Linked DNA regions of Homo sapiens: region 2 is linked to region 1. A link is a contact called in ENCODE Hi-C or POLR2A ChIA-PET data. All regions are on one chromosome and are shown on one strand. The core of a region is the stretch at or near the end of the contact, and the rest is flanking DNA. Distances in the headings are between cores, read along the strand shown.

Evidence for each region. A loop is a pair of places that touch in the nucleus more often than their neighbours do. ChIA-PET counts read pairs that join two places held with the same protein, here RNA polymerase II (POLR2A). Pooled maps may share reads with other maps.
Region 2: a loop to region 1 is called in a pooled map, with 3 times the contacts of the local background. The contact joins the promoter of BCL2L1-AS1 here to the promoter of MCTS2 in region 1. A Hi-C loop is called at or near these places in 3 of 50 pooled maps. POLR2A ChIA-PET finds 5 or more read pairs at or near these places in 10 of 52 experiments (A549, A673, GM12878 and 6 more).

Annotation. Positions count from the first base shown.
Region 1 is chr20:31,542,223-31,548,692 of GRCh38, forward strand. MCTS2 (MCTS family member 2) reads left to right here and starts at 5,157. Exons shown (of 1, transcript NM_001397496.1): 1 at 5,157-5,859. The coding sequence starts at 5,282. The coding sequence ends at 5,827. HM13 (histocompatibility minor 13) reads left to right here. Exons shown (of 13, transcript NM_178581.3): 4 at 2,725-2,813. RefSeq lists an enhancer at 4,912-6,111.
Region 2 is chr20:31,671,781-31,677,817 of GRCh38, forward strand. BCL2L1-AS1 (BCL2L1 antisense RNA 1) reads left to right here and starts at 3,328. Exons shown (of 4, transcript NR_187576.1): 1 at 3,328-3,435. The region is part of intron 2 of BCL2L1 (BCL2 like 1); the gene reads right to left. LOC124904883 (a long non-coding RNA gene) reads left to right here. Exons shown (of 3, transcript XR_007067559.1): 3 at 2,404-2,467. RefSeq lists enhancers at 1,955-5,299, 3,114-3,163, 3,184-3,233, 3,566-3,860, 3,831-3,930 and 1 more and a cis regulatory region at 4,231-4,248.

The sequences.
Region 1 (6,470 bases), core at 3,907-6,406:
CTGCCTTACCTTGTGTAGTCACCAAGATTCAAACCCAAGACATCCTTCCTGCAAAGGGAACCTCGGCTTACTTCATCATCTGTGTCTGAGCTCGTGCCCCACCCAGCTGACCTTAGAGGGAAAAAATGCCCAGAAGGACCAGATCTGCCACCCCAGAGGAGGAAGCCACATCACCAGTTTCACTGACCCTGCCTTCCACCCCCAGGGGAGAAGGGCACCAGGATGTGGCTTGTCAGTGGGAAGCAATGACCTTTACGTTTGACATGAGCCATCAAGGGCCAGGAAGAATCTCTGCCTGCTACAAAAGTCTGCATTCAGAGTCATTCAGCAAGCATTTTAGCAGATGTCTAGCAGGCACCAGGTATCTTCACCCCAGGGTAGGGTGAAGATGATGAGACGGGGCCTCTATTCTCAAGTCCACAGGCTCGCGCTAGCCAGGTTGCTTGACTCCTCCCCTGTGTAGTGCTAAGCAGCCTCTCTTTTCTTGGAATAACAAAGATATCAATCTAGAGACTTGCTACTTGAAGTTGAAGCTGCAGTTAAGTTTATAGGGTGCCAAGTGCTCATTTAATCCTCTCAATAGCCCTACAAGAAAGGTGTTGTAGCATTCCAGATGAGGAACAGTTGCACAGAGCAGTTAAGTAAGTTTCCCAAGATCAGACCACTAATAAGTGGCAGAGTTAGGATTTGAGCCCAGGAAGTCTGGCTCCGGAGTCCATGTCTTTAACTGTCACACTCTGCTGGTTGAGAAGCTGAGCACCAAGCTCCTAAGGAAGAGGCCGGCTAAGATGGGCAGAGTTCTTATCCATACCTGCACTCACACCCTGGCTTCAGACTCCCCCAAAACTGATTCAGCAAACTAATCTGAAAGTAGCTTCCTGTCACCCACCCAGCTTCTGCCTCCCACCGCCTCAGAACCCTGCTGTGGGAGCCCATTTCCGATTCTGGCCTTGCACCTGCTGCGCTTCTCTTCACAAAGCCCTCCCATCATTCATACCACAGCCCTACAGGCTAGGAGGGATCGGCTCTTTGACAAGTGGAGAAATAGAGGCCCAGAGATGGTTTTTTGTTTTTGTTTTTAGAGACGGAGTCTCGCTGTGTCGCCCAGGCTGGAGTGCAATGGCACAATCTCAGCTCACTGCAACCTCTGCCCCCCGGGTTCAAGCAATTCTCCTGCCTCAGGCTCCTGAGTAGCTGGGATTACAGGCACCTGCCACCACGCCGGGCTAATTTTTGTATTTTTTTAAGTAGAGATGAGGTTTTGCCATGTTGGCCAGGCTGGTCTCGAACTCCTGACCTCAAGTGATCCGCCACCTCAGCCTCCCAAATGTTGGGATTACAGGCGTGAGCCACTGCACCTGGCCAGAGAGGGTTCTTGAATCTACATCTTGCTCCATGCCACCAGGGTCTTTAAAGAGAGTTCCCTTGGCCGGGCGCGGTGGCTTACGCCTGTAATCCCAGCATTTTGGGAGGCCGAGGTGGGCGAATCACGAGGTCAGGAGATCGAGACCATCCTGGCTAACACAGTGAAACCCCTTCTCTACTAAAAATACAAAAAAAAATTAGTCGGGCATGGTGGCGGGTGCCTATAGTCCCAGCTACTCGGGAGGCTGAGGCAGGAGAATGGCATGAACCCAGGAGGCGGAGCTTGCCGTGAGCCGAGATCGCGCCACTGCATTCCAGCCTGGGCGACAGAGTGAGACTCCATCTCAAAAAAAAAAAGAGTTCCCTTTTCCCTCCCTTTATCACTGTGACCTGGGTACCTCCTGGCCTGCCTCATCCCTGCTAAAGACTCCATGCCAGGCAAAGCATTCATCCTGCCTTCTTTCATATCTTCATAGCAATGCTCTGAGACAGATGGTATTGTTAGCCCTGTATACAGATGAGAAGATTGAGGTCCAGGGAGACAGAGCCACTGAAATGGCTCTCCCACAGCCACATGGCAGAGCAGGCCTCAGTGCTGGGCCACCCAGGCATGTAGCCACTCCACAGTACTGCCACCAGGCTGGGTCAAGAGGCCTTGGTTTGCTAATCTTGCTCTGAAAAAAGTCCAGAAAAGGTCTCTGCTTCCTTCCTGGCTGGGAGGTGGGGCATGCTGGGTAATCAGAGAGAATGCTTCTAGAGACGAGGCCAAGCTGGTCTTAAACAACTGAGGCCTTGTGGAAGGAGTGAATGTGATGGTGATCCTGCCCAGGGGCTATGATTCATCTGGCTGATTGATTCCAGCTGAGTCTGTAAAAATCTCAGTCCTGCTGTTGGAAAGCAGAATGTCAAGTCATGGAGTGGGGTGGGGGTGACTGTCAGGTCATCTAACTTGATAGGTTTGGAAGGGAGTCCACAAATATGCTTCTTGACAAGGGACTCATATAGGTGGCATGTGGGCCAGACTTTGGGATCCTCTGCTCTCCCAAAAATGGTATTTTGCCTTCAGTCTATCTGCTTCTGCTTTGCATTTCTTTGATGTTAACAAAAAGGCAGTAGAGAAATCACTATGAGTGCAAAAACCTAGGTTTGAGTCTTAGCTGAGATATAGGACCCCTGTGTGACTCTGGGCAAATCACTTACCTTTTGAGGGCCTCTGTTTTCACATCTGTAGAGTGGGAACAGTAACACCTACCTATCAGGACAGCTGTAAGGGTGCCAGCTGTAAATGGGGCAGGGGTGTGTTAAGGCTGACTGCCCATGGGGGCTCTGTTTGCCGACTTGCTTTGTCTTTCCTTCCAGCCCCTTCATGAATAAGTTTTTTCCAGCCAGCTTTCCAAATCGACAGTACCAGCTGCTCTTCACACAGGGTTCTGGGGAAAACAAGGAAGGTCAGTGCTAACCACTTTCCCCTGTAGTGTGCCTTGGGTGTCTTCCTCCACCATTCCCTTTGTCTCTCCAATATTGGGGTTCTCCAATAGAGCAACTGATGAAGTGGGCTCTGGAATTCCATGGCCTGGATTCACATTCCAACTCTGCTATTGTCTAGACATGGGACCCTGGGTGAACGCCTTACCTCTCTGAGCATTGGGTGTTTTTGTTTTTGTTTTTTTTCCCATCTGTAAAATGAAAGTGTTAATCTAGTACCTCCTTCACAGTCATGTTGTTAAGATGGCGAGTCAATAAGTGGAAAGCATTCAGCATGGTGCCTGGCTCATAGTAAGCACTCAAAGTCGGCCTTCATGATTATTTTATTCGTATATATTTTTAGTGTGATCACTGCCTCACCTAAGGTTTGAAAAGGGGGTTCCACAGCTCTTTTTTCAAAAATAAAAACTGGCCAGAAACAGTGTCTCATGCCTGTAATCACAGCAATTTGGGAGGCCAAGACAGGATGATCACTTGAGGCCAGGAATTTGAGACCAGCCTAGGCAACATAGTGAGACCTCATCTCTACAAAAAAATTGTAAAAAAATGCAAACTATGGGGAAGTGTGGAGATCCTGGGATTTGTAGGTTAGTTAGGGTATGGATTCAAATGCTGTAACAAGATTATCAATGCTTGACCAAACAGCAGGTATTTCTTTGTTTTTTGTTTTTTGAGACAGAGTCTTGTTCTGTCACCCAGGGTGGAGTGCAGTGGTGCGATCTCAGCTCACTGAAACCTCAGCCAACTGAGTAATTGAGATTACAGGCGTGTGCTACCACACCCAGCTAATTTTTTTGTATTTTTAGTAGAGATGGAGTTTTGCCATGCTAGCCAGGCTGGTCTCAAACTCCTGACCTCAAGTGATCTGCCCACCTCAGCCTCCCAAAGCGCTAGAATTACAGGCGTGAGTGAGCCACCACGCCCAGCAGGTATTTCTCTTGTATACAATACTGAGCATGTGAAATCTAGCACTTTTTTTTTTTTTTTTTTTTTTCGAGACAGGGTCTCGCTCTGTCGCCCAGGCTGGAGTGCAGCGGCACAATCTTGGCTCACTGCAAGCTCCACCCCCTGGGTTCACGCCATTCTCCTGCCTCAGCCTCCCGAGTAGCTGGGACTACAGGCGCCCGCCACTACGCCCGGCTAATTTTTTTGTATTTTTAGTAGAGACGGGGTTTCACCGTGTTAGGATGGTCTCCATCCCCTGACCTCTTGATTCGCCTCCCAAAGTGCTAGGATTACAGGCGTGAGCCACCGCGCCCGGCCGTAGCACTCTCTCTTACTGGTGCCTAGCACATGCTGCCTTGTCCCTAATCGGCAGCAATTTTATGTGATTGCTTTGTGCATCTCTAAGGAACCTCTGTTAAACAATTGTTGATTTTTTTTTTTTAAAGACTGAGCTTGGGCCAGGTGAGATGGCTCACGCCTCCCAGCACTTTGGGAGGCTGAGGCAGGCGGATGACTTGAGATCAGGAGTTCCAGACCAGCCTGGCCATCACGGCGAAACCCCGTCTCTACTAAAAACACAAAAAAAATTAGCCAGGCATGGTGGCGTGTACCTGTAATCCTAGCTACTCGGGAGGCTGAGGCAGGAGAATCGCTTTAACCTGGGAAGGCGGAGGTTGCAGTGAGCCGAAATCGCGCCACTGCACTCCAGCCAGGGCGACAGAGTGAGACCCTGTCTCAAAAAAAAAAAAAAAAGACTAAGCTTGGCCAGGCGCGGTGGCTCATGCCTGTAATCCCAACACTTTGGGAGGCTGATGCAGGAGGGTCACTTGAGCCCTGGAGTTCGAGGCTGCAGTAAGCCACGGTCAGTGCACTCCAGCCTGGGCGACAGAGCAAGACCCCGTCTAAAAAAATAAATAAATAAAACAGTAAAAAGGCTAGGCTTATACCACAGTCTTCAAGGTCCCAGGCCCTCTCTATCTCATGCTCCGCCATATACAGCACTGGCCCTCGGGTCAGGATAGTGTCATCACTCCACTGTCCAGCCAGAAGGAAGGAGAGGCATCCATATTCCCTGTCCATTTAGCTATAAGAGAAGCTGGAAAATGGCCGTGAGTCGGTCTCGTGTCCAGTTAGAACTAACTCATCAGGGTGCGCATCTGCAGTCTTCTGTTCCGGCAAGGAGAAAGCATTCGTATCATTTCTAGCTTGTCAAGCCCTACTGTTTCAGCGATCCTCATTGGAGAGGAATCAGCAGTCGAAGGAACAGCGGGCCAAGCGCAGTCGTGACGTGGCGTTCAGAGAGCGGAAGTTGTCAGATTTCACCGGGCCGTAAAGCGCGCTGGCTGTGTCATCTTCCGGTTAGCGACAACGGCTCTGACCGTCTGGCAGGCCGCGTGGCGCCCGCGCCGGCCTTCCTGCAGGGGACTCCACCGGAGCCTTGCCAATTCCGTTTGTTTCCCTGTTGTCGCCCGCTTCACCCTGGATCATGTTCAAGAAGTTTGATGAAAAGGAAAGTGTGTCCAACTGCATCCAGTTGAAAACGTCAGTTATTAAGGGCATTAAGAGCCAACTGGTAGAGCAATTTCCAGGTATTGAACCATGGCTTAATCAAATCATGCCTAAGAAAGATCCTGTCAAAATAGTCCGATGCCACGAACATACAGAAATCCTTACCGTAAGTGGGGAATTATTGTTTTTTAGACAAAGAAAGGGGCCTTTTTGTCCAACTCTAAGGTTGCTTCACAAATACCCTTTTATCCTGCCACACCAGCAGGTTGATAAAGGAGCTATCAAATTTGTACTCAGTGGCGCAAATATTATGTGTCCAGGTTTAACTTCTCCTGGAGCTAAGCTGTACCCTGCTGCAGTAGATACGATTGTAGCAGTCACAGCGGAAGGAAAACAGCATGCTCTGTGTGTTGGGGTCATGAAGATGTCTGCAGAAGATATTGAGAAAGTCAACAAAGGAATTGGCATTGAAAATATCCATTATTTAAATGATGGGCTGTGGCACATGAAGACATATAAATGAGCCTCAGAAGGAATGCATTTGGGGGGCTAAATGTGGATATTGATTGTGTCGTATGTGTGTTTGTGTCTGTGTGTGACAGCGTGAATACAATGCCTCTGTGGTTATGCTAAATAAGTTTAACAGATACTTTATAGAAAACAAATCAGGGTGCTCTTACCACAGATGAAAAAACAAATTAGGGGACAAGCAGCAAGCAGTCTGCTAACACTCTGGAATGTGAAAGGAGTGTCTGGACTCTGTGACTCCCGGCAAACTCCACAGCCTCTAGTTGTCTTCTTAGGAAGCTTGGAAGCAATTGAGAATGGTCTAACATCAAGATGTCTACCACAGGGCCCCCCACAAAAGCAGCCTCGGGGACTCCGGCCTTTCCTTGAGACCTGCATCTCTTCCCTTCTTCATCGCCTGCTAGTGAACTGAGGCTGCCGCTAACCTTCTTCATCCTTTGGTGGCAAAGTAGAAAGATTCCAGAATTAACTCGACCTTTCTAAAGACCTGGGCTCAGAGGCAGCTGGCACTGACTGAGCACCCACTATGTGCCAGGCACTGTGCTGAATGCATTGTAAGGACTGTCTTACTTATTCCCCCACAGCAGCCCTAAGAAGGGGTGCTGTTATCCCCTTTTTACAGATAAGAAAACTGAAGC
Region 2 (6,037 bases), core at 2,078-4,577, 130 kb after region 1:
GTATATAGTATATATAGTATATAGGTATTGCCCTCCCATGAAATTTGAATACCTCAGCTATACTATACTATATATACCATATATATACACACAATATGTAGTATATATAGTACTGTATATACTATATATATACTTTACATATACTATATATTATATATTATACATATCTATATCTATATATACTATATATAGTATAGTATAGCTGAGGTATTCAAATTTCATGGGAGGGCAATTAGGACAAAAAAATCTGAAAAAGACTCCTTGCAGGGGTGGATGATAAAAAAAAAAGGTTGAGAAACCCTGTCTTACTGGGAAGCAGAGAGGATAACAAGAAAAAAAAAAGATAATTTTAGAGATGATAGGGTTTTAAGTCCTGGGGAGGTGACAGAGAATATCTGGGGGAGCCGGGCACAATGACTCATACCTGTAATCCCAGCACTTTGGGAGGCCGAGGCAGGCAGATCACCTGAGGTCAGGAGTTCAAGACCAGCCTGACCAACATGGTGAAACCCTGTCTCTACCAAAAATACAAAATTAGCTGGGTGTGGTGGCAGGCATCTGTAATCCCAGCTACCTGGGAGGCTGAGGCAGGAGGACTGCTTGAACCCAGGAGATGGAGGTTGCAGTGAGCCAAGATCACATTATTGTACTCCAGTCTGGGCAACAAGAGCAAAACCCTGTCTCAAAAAAAAAAAAAAGCCTGTTTTAGCAGAGGTAATAAGTGCAAAGGCCCTGAGGTGGGAGGGAGAGGAGGGGTGTTCCTGGGTTGATGGCCTCTGTGTGCCTGGTTTCCCCCAACAGTCTGGGGGCTCAGTGCAGGCAGGGACCAAGTCTGGCCCAGGACCTACTCAGACAGGCACAGACTGACTTCAGCTAGATCTCTGCCCAGAGGCAGCCAACTGAACGATGCAGGTCACCTTGTAGGTGCCTGTGACCCTGTAGAAGTCAGGTGAAAAGGTTGGCATGATGCCCTGAGGAAAGGGGCCCAAGTGCCAGAGGACCAGCCAGAGGCTGAAGTATAGTCCCTACTTGAATCTGATCTTTTAGTTCCCATCCTGGCTTCACTGCCCACATTTCCTTCTTTTTTTTTTTCTTGTAAATTTTTGGAGAGATGGAGTCTCACTACATTGCCCAGGGTGGTTTCAAACTCCTGGCCTCATCCTCCTACCTTGGTCTTCCAAAGTACTGGGATTATAGGCATGAGCAACTGTGCCCACCCTTCCCACTTCTTCCAAGTAGTGTGACTTTGAGCAGGTTACTTCACCTCTCTGGTCCATGGTGTCCTTGCTTTTTTTTTTTTTTTTTTTTTGAGATAGCCTCTCACTCTGTTGCCCAGGCTGGAGTGCAGTGGCATGATCTTGGCTCACTGCAACCTCAGCCTCCCAGGTTCAAGCAATTCTTCTGCCTTAGTCTCCCAAGTTGCCTGGGATTACAGGCACCCGCCACCACACCTGGCTAATTTTTTGTAATTTTAGTAGAGGTGGGGTTCCACTATGTTGGCCAGGCTGGTCTGGAACTCCTGACCTCAGGTGATCCACCTTCCTTGGCCTCCCAAAGTGCTAGGATTAAAGACATGAGCCACCGCACCCAGCCCTTACTTGTTAACAGTAATAAAATACTTTAGGAGCTGAGGCAGGAGGATTGCTTGAGCCCAGGAGTCTGAGACCAGCCTGGGCAACACAGGAGGACCCTGTCTCTACAAAAAAATTAAAAAAAAAAAAAAAATTAGCTGGGTGTGGTGGTATGCATCTATGGTCTCAGCAACTCAGGATGCTGAGGAGGATCTTTGAGCCTGGGAGGTCAGGGCTGCATTGAATCATGTTTGGGGCCACTGTACTCCAGCCTGGGCAACAGAGTGAGACCCTGTCTCAAAAAAACAAAAGATAAAAGCAAAGAAACAAAAAACTATTATTATGACAGCTGACCATTACCAAACATTTCAGTGTTTCACCTGTGCTGGGCACTGAGCTATAAAGCAGTCTATGCACACTAGGCCATATTTCCCAATTACATGTACAATCATCATATTCACTTGAGAGATTATTTTTTGTCCTGTCTCCCCCACTTGACTGTGTGTGGCTCTGTCACCTGTATCTCTAGAACCTGGTGTGCTATACTTGGAACACAGCAGATGCCATTCTAAATAAATCTATTTTAGAAGAACAAATGAATGCTTTCATTTGATCCTCATAACATTTATCAATAGCCCCATTTTACATATGTGAAAATGGAGGCTCCAGAATTTACCCAAGATCCCTATCTAGGAAGTGGCAAGAGTAGGATCTGTCTGAGTTCTGGCCTCACACCATTCTTTTTCTTTTAATCTATCCAAGATAGTACTTCATTCACACTCATTCTGATGTCCAATCTTGCCATCTTAGACCCTGCTATCTCTACCCACAGAAAACCTGACTTCCTTAGTGACTTCAGCAGCAGCGCACACTTCCTGAGCACATACTCTGTAAGGTACTCTTCTTGGTTTTTTTGTAGATTAGTTCATTAGTTGTCTCTACACTCTGTCAGTGGGTACTACCATTAACCCATATAGCTGATGGATATGTGGCCCACAGATGATCTGTGAATTGCTCAAGGCCATGTAGTGAGCTGGTGACCTAACTGGGATGCCTACACCAGCAATCTGGTTCAGTGCCTTTACTCCTAACGTTGATGCAGTACTCTGCTCAGTTTCTAAAGGACAATCATGGGCCAGGTCCATGTACTTCTGTGGCTGAGGAAGGCCTTCATTCTAAGTCCAGGTAACCTGAGGCTCAGAGATACTGAGACCTAGCTAAAGTGGATAAGTGGCAGCTAGCTGTGATGGCTCACACCTGTAATCCCAGCATCTTTGAGAGTTCAAGGTGGGCAGACTGTTTGAGCTCAGGAGTTCGAGACCAGCCAGGGCAATATGGTGGGACCCCCATCTCTATAAGAAAAATCTTAGAAATTTAGCTGAGTGTGTTGGCATGCACCTATAGTCCCAGCTACTCAGGAGACTGAAGTGGGAGAATTGCTTGAGGCTGGGAGGTTGAAACTGCAGTGAGCTGTGACAGCACCACTGCACTCCAGCCAGGGCGACAGAATGAGACCCCGTCTCAAAAAAAAAAAAAAAAAAAGGGAAGCCATTTTTAAGCCCCAGTATGTTTGGCAGCAAACCCCATATTCTGAGCCAGGGCCATGGCCCTGGGTCTGTCAAGGAGGGTAAAGTAGCCTGAGGCCATCAGCTGAATGAATAAGCACTGGCTCCTGCCAGCTGAGGGGAACTGGTGCCACAGGAAAAGGATGTGACGAAGACCAGGAGGGAAAGTGAAACCCTTCCGTCCTGGCTTCAGTGAGGAACAAGCATGCCTGTGCCAGACGAACCCTTCCTTCCTCTTGGGTGACTCTGGAGGGCCCAGGCCCATTGCTTCCTTCCTGCTTGGTTATTTCAGGAAAGAGGTAGGTGGAGAAGAGGAAGAGGCTACTAGCAGCCAGGAAAAGTGCCAGGGACACCAGAACTGTACCTTGTTCTGTCCTTCTCACATCCCTGCATTGGCAGGCTGTGAGTCACCTGCAGAGTCACCTTATGCTCCTGGCCTCAGTTTCCCTGAGGGAGAGGCTGATAAATGTGTGCTGAATAGACAAACATGGCCTTGCTAGAAGATCGCTGGGAGATGGTAGGAAGGGGGTAGGGCAAACGGAGAGGCCTTATCACTCTTTTGGCAGGGAGTTGCAGGCGGAGACTCGGAAGAAGTGAGGTTTGTGGTTGGAATCCACTTCCTCTGGTTTTCCCAGGGGAGCTGTTGGCTCCCGAGATGTGAGAAGAACATGGCCTTTCTCCTCTCCCCCACGGAAACATAGGCCTGGAGGTGGGCAACTTGGAGAAGCAGCTCAGTGGAGGCAGGGCAAAGAGAGGGGTGGCAAGACTGTGTTGGGGTCAACACCTCAGTCCAGCCGGCCCAGGTATGGGTGGGTGCCACAGCAAGCCTTTTGGCTTCTGAGCCTCAGTTTCTCCTGCCTTGACCTCCCTAGCAGTAGTGGTGAGATCAGGGGGTGTCATAGAGGGCTCAAGCCATCTGGGCTATAGGGAATATTTGGTGGTATCCTCACAACAAACTTCATGTTTATCTTCCTCCAACTCTGACCTGTTCAATTCAGCTGCCAGCCTCTCCTCCTCCACCTCCTCCCCCACCATTAGTTCTAAGAAGCTGTGCCTGACAGATGCACTTGCATTTCTCAGAAAAGGAAGCGGTTGTGCCGGGAGGAGATAACACCTCCGCTGGGGAATCGAGAAAGCTATCAGGCCTAGCAGTGCGAGTGTGGGCTCTCCATCTCTCTGGCTCAGAACCAGGGTGATGGGCTTGGGGGCAAAGAGAGAGAATTCAGAAAAGCATTTACTGGGGGCAGAGATGCTCATTTGGGGGCTCATAACCTCCTTCCCTGGAACCGATGGAGATAAAACAGCTGATGTTTACTAAGTACCAGGCATGGTGCTAAGTGCTTCGTGTGTAAAGAATTTGCTTAATCCTCACAATAATCCCACCGAGTACATGCTGTTATTACTCTCCAGCTTACAGATGAGGAAACAGAGGCAGAGAGGATAAATCACCCTCCCAAGGTCACAGAGGCCACAAGTGGTAGAGTTGGGATTTGAATACAGGCAGTCTGTCTCCAGAGTCCAAACATTTAACTGTTCCTGGGTGGCTGCTATGTGCTCATATAGGCTCATCCCCTGGGATTCCGATGCCTCCCGTCATCTCAACTCTCTCATTTCAACCCTGGTGACTCCCTATTCTTTCGTAAGTAGATGGCCACAGCCCTCCATTCTTCTCCCAGTGTCCAGGGTGAGAAAAACCAATACTCACCCTTGGAACAGAGTCGGAGACTCCAGGGACCTTACAGCATGCCCATCCAACCTTCCATGTAATACTCAAGCTCACCACGAACACCCCCATTTCACAGACAGGGTTCAGAAGGGTGGAGTGCTGAAGTCCCACAGTGGGTCTGTTTCATTCTGATGGTCCACACCCATGGGAGTTGGTAGTCATCTCGAGGGCATTCTCTCCTTATGCACTTATGGAGAGCTCCCTCCTTCCTGGGTGGGACATTTCATCTTCGGACAGCCCCGTTGGAAAACTCTTCCCTGTCAGGGAGCTGATGCTCGTCTCCCTCTGTCTCCCTTGACTGGCTGGTCTTAGTTCTGCTCTCTCTCCGCTGCTGCTCTCCTGCTCTCCTCCAAGTATCAGTTGTCTCATTTGTGAAATGGAAGTGCTATCTGGATAAAGGCAATTAATTTCTACTTCTCTACCAAGCTGGGCTGCCAGAGCACAGAGCAGGCAGAGAACCAATAAGTCTTGCAAACTAGATTAAGATATTTTGCTTTTGACCTCATCTGTAAAATGCGGATTAAAAAAATCCTTATTTAATTTTTTTTTTTTTTTTTGAGACAGAGTCTCACTCTGTCGCCCAGGCTGGAGTGCAGTGGCACAATCTTGGCTCACTGCAACCTCTGCCTCCCACGTTCAAGTGATTCTTCTGCCTCAGCCTCCCAAGTAATTGGGACTACAGGCATGCACCACCATGCCTGGCTAATTTTTTTGTATTTTTAGTAGAGACTGGATTTCACCATGTTGGTCAGGCTGGTCTCAAACTCCTGACCTCAAATGATCCACCCACCTCGGCCCCCCAAAGTGCTGAGATTACAGGCGTCAGCCACTGCATCTGGCCCAAAATGTCCTTATTTCAAAAGAATACCATGAGGATTCAAATTAATACATGTAAAGGTCTTAGAATTGTGCATGGCACATAGTTAACTTTGAGTAAATGTCTGGTTTATTGTTCTTACTAGTAGACCATGGCTCAGCTTGTGTCTCGGAGCCTTCTCTATGGCTTACAAGGGCCTGCAGGGTTTTCTCAGCTTCACCTAGGGCCAGGCTGCTTCATTCCTCACATGCCATGTTCTGTTCAGACTCAGGACCTTTGCCCACACTGGTGCTTCTACCAAGCTCTGTCCCACTTATCTCTGAGGTCTTAATCCACAGGTCACTTTCTCAAGGAGCCT